2 separate regions of the Mus musculus genome follow, and region 2 is linked to region 1. A link is a loop called in an ENCODE intact Hi-C map of the cell type or tissue named here. Cell type or tissue: left cerebral cortex. All regions are shown on one strand.

The links. A loop is a pair of places that touch in the nucleus more often than their neighbours do. Peaks named below come from ENCODE experiments on the same cell type or tissue, not always from the same donor. Only the 100,000 strongest peaks of a DNase experiment are listed, where the experiment ranks them.
Region 2: it touches region 1 in a loop (4-fold over the local background); 4 of 42 quality-filtered maps call a loop at or near these places.

What each region holds. Positions count from the first base shown.
Region 1 is chr5:37,027,011-37,029,510 of GRCm38, reverse strand. Gm52814 (a long non-coding RNA gene) reads left to right here. Exons shown (of 2, transcript XR_003955901.1): 1 at 1-654; 2 at 852-2,500. It also overlaps a transcript of Jakmip1 not described here. Among named protein-coding and RNA genes, the nearest start is that of Gm52814, 1.4 kb to the left of the region's middle. In left cerebral cortex, no CTCF peak of the experiment used is centred here; DNase peaks (open chromatin) are centred at 435 and 1,226; H3K4me3 peaks cover 1,829 bases; H3K27ac peaks cover 1,776 bases.
Region 2 is chr5:37,081,271-37,083,770 of GRCm38, reverse strand. It overlaps a transcript of Jakmip1 not described here. Among named protein-coding and RNA genes, the nearest start is that of Jakmip1, 2.7 kb to the left of the region's middle. In left cerebral cortex, no CTCF peak of the experiment used is centred here; DNase peaks (open chromatin) are centred at 128, 348 and 1,150; H3K27ac peaks cover 2,383 bases.

The DNA of each region.
Region 1 (2,500 bases):
CCAGAGTGTGCACTAATGGCAGGTGCTGAACGGATCAGCTACCTGTATCTTTGAGCTTAAAGCGCCGAGGAAAGTCTAGGGTAGAGCCTTGGTGCGGGAAGGGAAGCGAAAGGCTCCAGCCTGGCCAGTGGCCTAAAAAGGCTTATCCTTGGAATCCCGCAGCTGGGAGGGTGGAATGATGGACTGAAAGTCTAGGAATACGCAGCACAGCGCAGCTCCCTAAATGGAGGCCGAAAGGTCGCCAGCCTGATCGCCAAGAGCACGACATGGAACCGGGCAGCACCATGGAGCTGATCCCGGCGCCTGCCCCGAAAGGCGGTGCGCCCAGGGCGCGCCGCCGGGCACAGGGTGGATACCAGCCTTTCTTCGCAGCGCTCCAGCCTTCTCCCCGGCGCACACGTGGGCGGAGCGGCGCGAGGGTGTGCGTAGCCCGGCAGCCGCAGCGTGTGCAGTGCGTGGGGTGGGATATCACCAGGGCGGCCTCCCACTCCGGGTCACCCCTACATACTCTGGGCTCCACCTAGGCAGAGACCCTCAGGACTGGAACGGGCCGGCCAACCACGCCCCCCTACGCCGCTTGCTGGGGCTCGGGTGGGTCCCCTCCCACTCCTCACTCCGGGATGTAAGGACGAGACGAGTGGAAAGCGATGTGGTGTGAGCGACACAGGGAAGCAACGGGCCAGTGTTGGGGAGCGCCGCCACCACAGGAAAGATGGGGGGGGGGGATAGCTGGGGAGAGTGGGGGAGGGGAGATGGGCGGGGCTGGGAGGTAGGATGAACGGTTGTGAGGGGCGCGGAGGCTGGGGGTGGGGATCGGACAGGCAGCAAAGGTAGCGGTGTCCTCGTTGCAGGGTTCACCCACTGGGTGCGGTGTCCCGGACCCCCTTCCTCCGTGGCACACCTGTACCCACCTGCTTGACGCTCCGACACAAGCCGAGCAGCAGCGGGGAGCCGCATTCTCCGGCCGCCCCCTCCCCGCGCGCACCTACGCTGCTGTCGCCGTCGCCGCTGCCTTAAAATGGACGAGATAGAACAGAAAATGAATGCATGCAAAAAATGAAAATAAAGAAAACCTGGACCGTAGCCGAGGAGGCTCGGCCCGTGGGGAACCCGTGTGCGATGCGGGAACGGCGGGGACCGGCGCCGCACGCTAGCGGCTGCAGATCGGTGGGCGCCGGGCGCCGGCTCGCGGATTGGCCCCGCCCCCTCCCGCATCGTCCCTCCGATTGGTGTTTTCTCCCGCCAGTCATTGGGGAGGGTGTGGTGTCCTCGCGGCCCCGGGCGAAAGCCCTTAGAGGTGGTCAGCTCCCGGCTCAGGCGAGCGTGCGCACTGGGCGGGGAAGGCCTGGGTGCTGCTAGTCTAGACCCCCCGGCCATCACAGGCAGAAGCAACGGGAGTTGGGGGGAACCTTCTCAGGCCTAGGAAGCTCTCCCTGCCCACAGAGGCCGCCCACCGCGGGATGGTGACCATCCTGGGAAAGATGCAGCGATGGCGGGGGTGTCTACCCCCACATTGTGCAGATAAGAAATCTGAAGATCAGAGGTTAAAGCGAAATGTTCAAGGTCACAAATGGTAAGAGGAAGACCCGGGATTCCAACGATTCTGACGTCTCCATCATTGAGTAAAACCGCACCTACTTCATGACAATGCGATGGCAACCGGGGTCTTGCAGAAAGATAGGGTTTAGCTAGGCAGAGATCCATTGGTTTAGTATAGGTCTACAGATATGTATTGAGGACCTACTGTGCTGTCCCTAAGATCTAAGGACAACGTAATGGACAAACAAGCAAAAATGGAGAAGAGCATCCATGCCCAGGGAATAGTTTAATGACAATGGGGCATATTTGACAGTCTAAAAAAGACTGTCTCAAGGCAGAGAGAAGACTGGAAAGGTAAGAAAGAAGGAATGGGCAGAGGCCAGTACCACGAAGTCTTATGGGCTACGAGAAAGCCTTTGGAGATTACCCGGAAGCTTGTCTCACCTTGGGAAAAACTACTATCAGATTCACACTTTTTAAATATACCAGTCAGGATAAACTCTGCTGAGCTGCGGTAACAAACGAGCCGGAATCTCACTGGCTTGTTTCCTGCCTGCACTCTTCATCCTGCTTGAATCAGCGGAGGCTCTACTGATGGACAGCTGTCACAGGTCAGGCTTATGAGACTGGGTCAGAAGGAGCACAATTTGCAGAGCAGTGTAAAGGAAAGGTGGCCTGATACAGGAGTTTGTCAAACCAACCCTCCCACCTTAAAAGCACCGCATGCTTTTGCACTTCATTGGCCAATGTAAGACACATGGTTCTGCCTGACTTTAGAGAGGACAGACCTTCCCAGAACTGAAGGGGGAAGACCCAGAATGTGAGGGACTCCAAGGATGTCATTAACAGCAACGGACCAGGTGTAAAGAGAGCATGGTCCAAAATGGGGACCTGGTAGCAACAGGAACGACAGGAAGGGTGATGTCATAGGAACACAGCCAGGAAAGAAGAACAGGAATGA
Region 2 (2,500 bases), 54 kb before region 1:
AAATAGTGAGGAGGCAGTGTATTAGCTAGACTAACAGCTGTGCTCAAACACACCGAAAGCAACTTGAAGAGAAAAGGGTTTACTTCAGCTGCTAGTCCCACATCACACTCCATCACTGACAGAAATCGGGGCAGGAACTCAAACAAGGCAAGAGTCTGGAGGCAGGAGCTGATACAGAGGCCGTGGGGGAATGCTAATTTACTGGTTTGCTCATAAGCCAATCTGGTGGGGACATAGTCTCAATCTGGCTCCCTCTTCTAAAAAGACTCTAGCTTGTGCCAGGTTGAACTAAAACTAGCCAACACAGGTGTGAATGGAAGAGTGAGAGAAAAAGCCACAGGCCTCTGTAAAGCTATGTGTGGTCTTCCCCAACTAACCGCAGACGCCCAACCATAGGTACACACATTGTACTTGCACGTGAGTATATCACACAGCAAGCTGCAGCTGACCAAAGATGAAGGAAAAGAAAATCCTAAAACAAGGCCAAGAAGAAATAGCTCAGCTACAGAAAAACAATGATAAGAATTCAGCAGACGTCTCTGCAGAAATGATGGGGGGGTGGGGGGGGCAGGAACGGAGCAAAAAATGGTTTAGATAAGAAAGTCAACCTGCAATTCAGTCAACTGTGACATTTTCAGAGACTAAAGACTCAAGAGAAACAAAAGCCAAAGGATCGGCCAAGCCACACAGACCTCCCCTTTTAAGAAGGCTAAGAGAAACGCTACAGAGAAGGGTACAATGAGTCGAAAACCCAGTCTAGCAGGACCTGTAGTGTCGTGTATGCCTTTAACCCTAGCACTTGGGAGGCAGAGGCTGATGGATCACTCTGAGTTTGGGGTCAGTGCTGGCTACAAGGGTTCCAAACCAGCCAGTGCTACATAGTGAGACTATCTCAAACAAACAAACAAACAAACAAACACAAATAAACAAACAAGTCCTCAGACTAAATAGGAAAACAAACAAATGAAAACCAGATATTGTAGAATTATGGTTTACATTAAAAAGAGAGAGGGGGCATAAGTAAACAGTAAAAACTTGAGGTTTCTATTCTTAACTGATCTGACAGTTACCAGTTTGCTGGAGCAGAAAGAACTGTGGGCTGGATGCCTGCAGCTCCAGCTGGGAGGGGGAGGGGCGGCAAGCCAGACTCCACAACCTACTAGAGGAAGTAGGACCCATACAGATGCTATAGTGTACTGTTCATCCAAACTGGACTTAAGACAGCTTCTAAATACATGTTGCAAACTCTGGGCTTCTCCTGAAATAGTTTTGAGAGCGAGGAACAAATTGAGTTCCTCTTAAAACGGAAGCATTAAGCTACAAAAGGCAGAAAGAAAGTAGAAGATAAAATCAGTTGCTAAGAAGATTCAAGGAATCCAGGATAATAATCAACTGGGCAGACAGCAGCTAAGGACACCAGCTCTAACTCAACCACCCAGAGCACAGTGGCTTCACAGCCAGCCGCTGCCCCATGCTGGGGTCCCCGGAAACTGCAGAGAGAGCCAGGAGAAAAATGGCAACAATAGTATCTGAATTCACACAGCCCAAAATGCTAGCTCTGAGCACCCAGCACTCACACTGTGTACCATGCAATGCCCGCAGAGGCTGCAGGGAACACCATGGCTCCTTCTCCCCGCTGTTTTATTGCCTGCTCTTTTTTTTAATTAGATATTTTCTTCATTTACATTTCAAATGTATCCAGATCATTTCCCTATACCCTCCCCCGGCCCTGCTCCCCTACCCACCCACTCCCACTTCCCTGGCGTTCCCCTTTACTGGAGCATAAAAAGTTTGCAAGACCAAGGGGCCCCTCTTCCTAATGATAGCTGACTAGGCCATCTTCTGCTACATATGCAGCTAGAGACACGAGCTCTGGTGGTACTGGTTAGCTCATATTGTTGTTCTACCTATAGGGTTGCAGATCCCTTTAGCTCCTAGAGTGCTTTCTCTAGCTTCTCCATTGAGGGCCCTGTGTTCCATCTTATAGATGCCTGTGAGCATCCACTTCTGTTCTTCTTGAAATGGAACAGTTTCAGTAAGGAAACAAAAGCTTTTAAAATGTTCCTATCTTCATTGTTTGGCATGTGAATATCAAATTGGTGTCTAAGTCTCATAACTAGGACTAGCGAGATGGCTGAGCGGGTAAGGATGCGGAGCTTAGTCTCTGGGACCCACGTGGCGGAGGGCAAGCAGTGACTCCTGCAAGTTGTCCCCTGACTTCCAAGCATATGCACATATACGATAGATAAATAAGCATAATAAAAATTTTCTTAATTCCTGTCTGTGTTGTTAACATATTTCATAGAGAAACATTCGATGAATTGTGACTCATGATTAGGGCAGAATTCACAACTTCTGAAGTGGCCCTAAGCATGCTTTTGTTATTCAGTATGATATATTTATTTATGCAAAGTGCCATTTGAAGCTTTGAGGATTACAAAATCAAAATATTAGCGAGCTCCAAAATATATTAAAGGTGGTCTACTCCATCTCTCAATAT